Regions from separate parts of the Homo sapiens genome. Here region 2 is linked to region 1. The links are chromatin contacts, found by Hi-C in ENCODE. All regions are on one chromosome and are shown on one strand. Each heading gives the region's core, a stretch centred on a gene start or an enhancer-like site at or near the end of the contact. The rest is flanking DNA. Distances are from core to core; before and after follow the strand shown. Region 1 has its middle 46 kb from the start of LINC02530. Region 2 has its middle 17 kb from the start of LINC02530.

Region 1 (4,387 bases), core at 1,206-3,705:
AGTGCATTTTACTGACTGGTTGACGTTTCAGATATGGGAAAACACAAGAGCTATCTGTCTTTGAAGGTAAGAAGGAGAAATACAATACTTACTGTAGAGCCACAGCAAGCAACAGAAATCAAATTGCATAGGTGGGAGATTGGAAAACAAAATGAAAACCTAAACCATGTTTAAATATGAATAAATTTGTTAATTTCATAACCAGTATGTAACTTTTAACTGTAACAATTTGAGTTAAATACTAGAGATTGTAGAGTACCATCACATTAAGATTTTTATTATCCAGGATGTTTGGAAAATAGAATGTTTTAGCTAAGAGAATTATACTAAGTTCACCTAAAGTAGATATGAATAATATAAAATATACTTACCCCTAAAACTGCATGAAGTAGACTTGAGTCTTTCATTATTTGGAGGATACATTTGGAAGTTGCAAATAGCCTCAGGGTTAATGTTTGAAGCATTGTAAATTATTGAGTGAGAATAATATATAGACAGATAAACTCATTTTATAGTAACACTTTTATACTATTCTGTAAAGGGTCAGGTAGTGGATAATTTCAGATTTGCAAGACCTGTGGTCTCTGTTGCACCTATTTATCCTTGCCATTGTGGCTTGAAAGTAACCACAGATAATACACAAACGAATGAGAATGTTCAATGAAATTTTATTTGAAAACACAGGCAGAGGACTGGATTTGGACTGTGAGCAGTAGTTTGCCAACCCCTTCCATAGAGGATAATTTATTTCAAGAAATCCCTTAATTTTATATAATATTGCATTATGGTTAAGGCTCCAGAGCCTTGGGTAGCTCTGAAGCTACCCAAGCTGTGTGTCTGACATAAATAAACTCCGGACATGAGAAAGTATTGCCGTGCCTGTTGTCAGGCTTTGAAACCAGTAAAAGGTGATTTGGGATGATCTTGCTCAAGTAGCTTCATCTCTTTAAACCTTAATTTCCTCATCTGTAAAATGGGATAACACCGATCCATAAAGTGATTGTGAAGGGCTATGAGCTATTGTTTATTGGGGCTGATTTTACTTAGATCAGCTGGTTTCCCTGGATTTGGGGCTCTTCTCTGTCAATGTTAAGTGTGAAATATTCTCCTGAGAGTCTTTCTAGCTTCTGTCATTCAGATGCCACATATGTGGTGATTGTTGTAAATCACCAGGATGAGAGACATCACTACCAGCTTCCACCTCCCCAGATCTCTTCATTCTACTTTGATCTTCCAGGTATAATAAAAATGTTCAGGTTTCCTGTGGAAGTTTCTTAGAGCGAGTGATTATTTCTTAAGAAGAGTTTAATCAGCTTCAGTTATTTGGTTCATTAGGAAGGTAAACAACTACAATTGAAGTCCTCATGTGGGAGTCTTTCTTCGTGTGAGCCACCATGTTGAGGCATGGAGACCATGGGATATAGGGTCCTGTTTGTAAGGTGATGCTATCTTTTGCCCTCTTTACCCTTAGGTTTTTCTAGACATGAAACGCTTAAAAGTGACTTATGCAGTCACTTTTAGCCAGGAGGCAATTCATAAAATGCCTCGATAGAAAATATTAGAGAGAGATGAAGGATTGTACCAGGTTAAGGATCTTTGCAGGTTACCTGGTGCCCAAGATCATCCCTTCAAGGCCATCACACTGGGCTGTCCCTCAGATTGGGTAACTTTACTTCCTCTTGACCTCCATAGCACTTACACACTGTAGTGTAATTGCCTGTTTTCTAGTCTCAGGGCTTAGCACAGTGCCTGGTGCTTAGTAGGGGTTCCATCAACTTTTGATGAGTGCCCATGAGAATAAGTATCATCAATGATATTAAGTAAAAGGACACGCAAGAAAGAACTGGCCGAGACAATATTTAAAATAAAGAGGAGTCATTGCTGTGAAGAGAGTTATTGCTAAACCCTGCATTTATTTTAGTATCAGCAGACCTACACCCCTCCCGTGGCATAATTCCGTTTCAAAAAGTAAACTAGAATCAGCAACATCACAAAGAAATGATAAGAATAGGGGCCAATAGGGACAGGGGAAAGAAACTGCCCTAAACCCTTTTGTGTTTTTCATTCCTTGTTAATTCATTCCATTTCTCAAGTCACTTCCCCTTCTAAGGAAAGGAGCAGAGATGCTCGGCATCTTCCTTTGGTTGCTACTTATCCAGATGGGTGGTAAGTCCATTGGGCAAAGGTCATGTCTACACTCCACAGACCTTTCAAAAATATTTACTATCTAGGTGGGAGCCAATCCTTGCTCACAAATCTGACCCACCAGAGAAAAGAATGCAGAGTCTGCAGAAACCAACCACCTTCCCCTTGTGCTCAGGTTAAACTTTCCACCCCGATGCCAGACCACAGAGAACAGCCGCTTCCTGGAAATTGGGCAGCACCGAAATGACCTTCAGCCAGTGTTGCCCTGGAGACCGTTGCAGTGTGTTGGAACCAGCCACGGGGCTGCGTGTCTCCGTGCTGACCTCACTGAAGGGAAGGGCAAGGTCAGGAGGCCACGGAAGAGCCAATTCTGTGTGGTATGTTGATTTGGGCAAATATGTTTATACATCAAACCTCTGTTTTTGGTGCTTCCATTTTCTAACTAAATGCTCTCCTCTTCCAAATTGTAGCACAGTGGCTTCTGTTCTCAGAAGGTTTGTCCCACACCAAACGGGAGCAGTCTATGTGATTGAGACTCTGGGTTTGGGGAGACCAAACTCTCCATAGCAGTGATTTAGGCATTTGAGGGATAATCAGAAGCGAACAGTGGAACCTGGCTTGCCTTTCTTTCATGCCATGCCAAGACTCTCGTCCTCAACCCTTTGCCCTCCATACCCTTAAAAGAAGACTGGGAATTGGGGGCAGTGGCTCACACCCATAATCCCGGTGCTTTTTTGAGGCCAAAGTAGGACAGTCACTTGACGCCAGGAGTTTGAGACCAGCCTGGGCACCCAGTGAGACCCTGTCTCTACAAAAAAAAAAAAAAAAAAAAAAAAGCCAGGTGTGATGGCTTATGCCTGTAATCCCAGCACTTTAGGGGGCAGAGGCAGGCAGATCACCTGAGGTCAGGAGTTGGAGTCCAGCCTGGCCAACACGGCGAAACCCCATCTCAATTAAAAATACAAAAATTAGCCAGTTGTGGTGGTGCGTGCCTGTAATCCCAGCTACTCGGGAGCGTGAAGCAGGAGAATTGCTTGAACCTGGGAGGCAGAGGTTGCAGTGAGCCGAGATCGTGCCATTGCACTCCAGCCTGGGCAACAGAGCGGGACTTTGTCTCAAAAACAAAACAAAACAAAACAAAATTACCCAGGTCTTTTGGCATGTGCCTGTAGTCCCAGCTACTCAGGAGGCTGAGGTGGTAGGATCAATCGAGGCCAGGAGTTCAAGGTTAGAGTGAGCTGTGATCTCACCACTGTACACCATCCTGGGCAACAGAGTGAGACCCTATCTCAAAATAAATAAATACATACATACATACTTTCATAAAATAAAAAATAAAATTTCACTTCTACTGCCCTTGCCTCAAATAAGAACTTGGAATGCTCAGCCTAGTTGGCTGTAATATGGGCTTTTAGGTGCTTAGGATTTGTACTTAAGGAACAAAGAACTTGCTATTTACCAGGTAGTAAAAAACACTTCAAGTCCTTAAACATTATTTTTACTGTAAGGGAAGCACTTGTCAGCCCCCCAGTCATTTCAGATATGATTTCCGAAAGGGACATTCTTTCATTCTTCTCTCCTTACAGGCATAAACATTCTGCATTTTAAACTGGAAACATACAATGTTATCTACTTCTGGTGTCTTATGTAACTTTCCAGGAATGCTGAAAGACTTTCCGGGCTCCGTGAGGTTGGGAATGGGGGAAAGGCAGAGGGGGCTGAAGGTGGGGGTTAGGGCAGACTCGAGGGACAAGGAAAAAATCCACTTTTTCCATACATCACTACATTGGCTGTTTGTGACAAGAAGTTATTGCAATTAAGATACAAGCCGGATGTGTGGGCTAAAAAACCTCAGCTGATATCACAAGCATTTATTGATAATGAAAACTTGGAGGAAGAGATCTGGAAAATTGTTGTCTTTAGTGGTTTCCTATGCAAGAGAACAAACCATATGGATTAATAAAAAAGTGCTCTACCTTATCTAGGAGAAGAAAAAACTGTTTATTTTGCTGCAAAAAGAATGTTTCTGTCAAGTCTTAAGTGTCAATCTTCTAGGTTAGGGCTTTACATTGCACACACCACCACATAAGTACATTGTCTTGCTTTAAACAATCATTTTGGCGTTGTTAAATGACCTGGCCAAACAGCCTCAGCTATAAGAATAAGGGATAAACATTCAGAGTAAATCAGCATCTATAAATCCTTGATCACGTGAGCCACTTTAACACAACCAAACCTGAAT
Region 2 (4,289 bases), core at 1,175-3,674, 64 kb before region 1:
AATGACACTAAATAGGAACCCTAAAAAGAAGTGGAACAGAATTCCCAATGATGAAACCTGGTGCTTCAGGAAAATTCCAGTGTTAGAAGACATTGTGTTTGGAATGAATCCCCCTACACGCTATTACCAAATAAAGTTGTGCCAGGGCAGAATTTGAAGTTTTGTGAATTTGTTTTTAGGTTTTTAAATTGATTTAGGCTTCAGGAATTTCTAAATTTCTGCCAAGTCTAAATAGCTCTTTGTGGTAAGGCTATTAGCCTGTCAACTAGATATCACCAAAGGTCTTCATGAAGTACAAGTGGAAAAATAAGAGACAATTGCACTTTGCATGGATAGCTAAAAATATTTTCCACTCTCAAATACTCATCAAGTAAAAAAAAAAATCAGAGTATGGGCCTTATATCAGGACACTAGTATTTTCTTTGGGACTCTTATTTTTTATGCATAGGCCATATGTACTTTACTAATATTCTACAATGTATAATAGAATTTGGTAATATAAATAACTTGTGGTTTTATTTATATAAAAATTATATAAAGGTATAAAAAGTTTTCATTTTCACTTGCATATTTAATGCGTTGCTTTTGTAAAGAGGAGTACATTTATTTGAAGATAGAATTACCTAGAACATAAATGATGTATGGTTGCAGAATAAACACATTTAAAATGACTTCTTTAATTAATTTTTGAATTTTGAATTTTACCTTATTTAATGTTGATTTTTCTTTTTTAAACCATAGCAGGGTACATTTCTCCTTTGCTACCTGGCTCTACTCTCGGCCAAACCTCCCAGCCCATGGATGAGAATTCTCTTGTGTATCAATGGATATGCATGCTTTATTTTGTTTTATTCTGAGGGGATCTGTTTCTTCCCACAGCAGAAAAAGCAAAGTTGCCTTTTTCAAAGTTGCTTATGCCGTAAGGCATAAGATGGTGGTAATTCTTTGTGTCGACATCTATTTTAGTACAGTTTAAAAGTAGGTACTTTTTTAGTATTTTCAAAGGGGTCTGTCCATATTTCATCTTGATACGTTATTTTTTGCCTAGCACAGTGTCTTGCCTATGGGAAGCATCATATATGTTTTAAATACATCTATACAGTTTAATTGAATGCTAATAAATTACTCCCCCAACTCAGTAATAATGGAGAGAAGGCCAAATGGAAGTGAGGGTGTGGTCATACTCGGAAGGGATTCTTGAAACTGTCTGGTAGAAATAAGGCTTCTATTAATAAATCAGTCAATTCAATTAAACACTAGACTAGTGTCCATTTAATCAGCTTCTGAATTTTGGGTGTACAAGCAAAATAGTGTACGGTTTGGGTGAGTCTGGTTTGTTTTGTGTTTTCCACTATGAAAAAAATCAGAACCACTAGAGGTCACTCCAGTTATTAGCAAGAACTGGTTAGGCTAGTCTTTGTCTTACAGGACAAGGCAGCTCTGGCAAGCCTGCCTAAATTTTGCCATCAGCAGAAGCAGAATAAAAGTTAACTTCAATGCTCATAAATGGTTAGTACAAGTCTATGGTTTGCTCTATCCCATTACGCCATCCTGATTTACCTTCCTCCGTACCATTTCTTTCCGCTGTACCATTTCAATAATAACCTCAGCAGCTGTGTCTACTATGTGTTTATTATGCATCAGGCAATATTCCAAGGATTTTGCATCATTATCATCTTTACTTTGCACAGCAACCCTATGAGGGCTGTACCATTACTGCTACCATTTTACAGAAGATAAAATCAAGGCTCAGAGAATTCACAAAGCTGAGTGACAAGGCTGAGATTCAAACCCAGAGCCCACACTGGTAGACACAGATCGGATCCCATTAACAACAATGGGGTATGCTTGACTCTTATTTTCTATTTAAACAACAGGTTTGAGTGTTGTAACAGGAGAAAAGTTTCGGAATGCATATATGTGGCAACAGGAAGCACTTTGGCATCCCTCAAATCATACTCTACAGGTCAAGCAAATGCAGAGTTGTGTGTGTGTGTGTGTGTGTATGTGTGTGTGTGTGTGTATTTGGGAGGGGAGAGAGAATAGAGGGGAGTATGGAAAATGGATCTAACAAGTTAAAGGTGGGATTGCTGTTCGACATAGTCAAATGGCCAGGCCAGCAGACCCATAAGTCCATCACTTCCAAGTGACTTATCCAAAAGAAAAATAAAACACACCTTCCCAACCCTGCCATTAAAAAGATACTACTCAATCTGAGCAGCGGTTGTGTACTGTGTCTAAAGCCATGAAAGCACCTTTTCTACAGCATCTCGGAACATGTTCAGCGATTTGGTGAAAGACCCAGGAGCTCTTATTCACACCCTGCTTTAAGCAGTAGAGAGCTCTGCTGGCTCAACAAAGCATTTTTTTTTTTCCCCAAGGATTGATAGTATCTATGTATTTACATAATACCTCTGCCTGTGGCAAGCCTGACTTAGATGAAGAAGTGGAGGCTGAGGGAATTTAAAGACACTTGCCTCAGGTTACAAAGCAAGTCAACACAGATGGAGTTTAGCATCCCCAGCCCTGGAGTTTCCACTCAGTTCTTGGGCTGCTAGGACCCTGCATTGTGCTTGTTGGTATTAAACCTGAAGATCTCCCTTGTAGAATGTTCTCACAGGATCCCGCTCACCAAAAGGTGACGGGGGATTACAGTTTACCCTAACAAGGCCAACATCTTAATCTCATAATGAAACCTTCTGAGGATCCCCTCTGCTTTCACTCTGAGCCCCCATAAAAACCAATCATCATGTATACCCCTCCACCAAATGGTCGCTGCGATTGGCACCTGTCCTGGCCTGTGCCTTTGGAATGGAAAGTCAGGATAGTTTCAAAGTTTCATATACAATAACAGGAAAAAAAAATGAAACAAAGGAACATTTTAAGCAGCAGTCCCCACCTCTGAGCTGTTTCTTTCCAATCTCAGCCAAAGCTTTGCATACCTCAAATCCCCTGAGAGCAGAGAAGACTATAAAACAAACAGTTAAGATTTTTTGGTGGGGGAAGGCGGTGGGGGGGCCACAACAGAGGAAATAAAAATTGTTATAAGCTTTATCTTCTAGCATAGCTTGCTGCCTTTCACAATGTTCTAAAATGACAGAGAGAGTTGAGAAGAAGGAAAAATTGAATTCCAATTTATTTATCTCACACTCTCTAGCATTAGTACAAGAAGTAGTATTTGCTGGAAAGATGTTAAAGTAGCATTTGCATTTCAAGTCATTCTTCACATTTTAACTTATATATAAGGAACAATAAAAGTCCTAGATTAGAGACTCTTTTCAACTTGAAAGGTGGGAAAACAGGATTTAAAGGAAAAGAAAGAGGAAACCTGGTAATAGATTGTGTCCTATATAACAATCAATATTCTCTAGTTGACGGGTTCATTAGCTATTAAAACGAAGAGCCTTTCTGGAGAAAAATCATTATAAAAAGTACCATGGATGGGGCTTACTGTTGTCAGAGAGGTAATGGTTATGCTAGAGAGTACTCTGAAGAAGAAATCTGAAGAACTGCATCTTTGTGCATGTCAATTTCTCAGGACCTCAGTTTCTTCACTTAGAAAACCTGAGTAATAATATTCTATCATTTCTTTCTTGTTAACCTTTCTTGTAGACATGTTTTATATCATAGATATTTTATTAGAATCAAACAAGCCTTTTAATGTAACAGACACAAGAAAAAATTTTATTAGATAGCATCTTTCAATTAAGGTCTTAAAAAATTCTCAGTTGAGTATTCCCATTTTATGATTTAGAAAGATACATAACAAAGGCAGATAAAGAGATCATGTTAAATTATTTGCTTTAAGTTCCCCCCAAATTGAGCTAGTGTCACCAATGGAGTTGTAATGGCCAGTACATTCTTCCACTTGCCAGGACAAACACCTTGCTGTCAATCTTGGCTTCTTTCTTTCTCTAACGCTCCCAATTCATTCCAATAGGAAGTCCTGTGAGGTCTCTATTTGTGACATATATCCAGCGTCTGACTACTTCTCATTGCTTCCATTGCCACCTCCCTGGTCTGGGTCACTAACTGCACTACTGCAACTGCCTCCTAACGGCTTCCACCTGGGCATCTCCCCACAAATCTATTCTCAAAACAGCAACCAGAGGGATACTTCAAGATGCAAGTTAGACCATTTTCCTCCTCTGCATCAAATGCTCCAGTGGCTCTCATCTCCCTCAGAGAAGCAAATCCTTTCAATAGGCTCCAAGGCTGTATACATCTCGCCCCCTGCTAACTCACTATTTTCCGCCATGCAGCCATGCTGGCCTTTGCACTGTTCCCTG

The links. Hi-C counts contacts between places; a loop is a spot of excess contacts on that map. Pooled maps may share reads with other maps.
Region 2: a map of endothelial cell of umbilical vein shows a loop between it and region 1 (6-fold over the local background). The contact joins two enhancer-like sites. A Hi-C loop is called at or near these places in 5 of 168 maps with a recorded cell type or tissue (Caco-2, Calu3, PC-9 and 2 more), 6 of 37 single-sample maps with no recorded cell type and 8 of 50 pooled maps.

What each region holds. Positions count from the first base shown.
Region 1 is chr6:12,537,064-12,541,450 of GRCh38, reverse strand. No RefSeq gene overlaps it. Among named protein-coding and RNA genes, the nearest start is that of LINC02530, 46 kb to the left of the region's middle. Within about 2 kb of position 2,455, at least 7 of the 41 ENCODE cell types and tissues checked have a DNase peak (open chromatin) inside an H3K27ac peak, as active enhancers do; they include endothelial cell of umbilical vein, where a contact is called at or near this core.
Region 2 is chr6:12,600,691-12,604,979 of GRCh38, reverse strand. No RefSeq gene overlaps it. Among named protein-coding and RNA genes, the nearest start is that of LINC02530, 17 kb to the right of the region's middle. Within about 2 kb of position 2,424, at least 3 of the 41 ENCODE cell types and tissues checked have a DNase peak (open chromatin) inside an H3K27ac peak, as active enhancers do; they include endothelial cell of umbilical vein, where a contact is called at or near this core.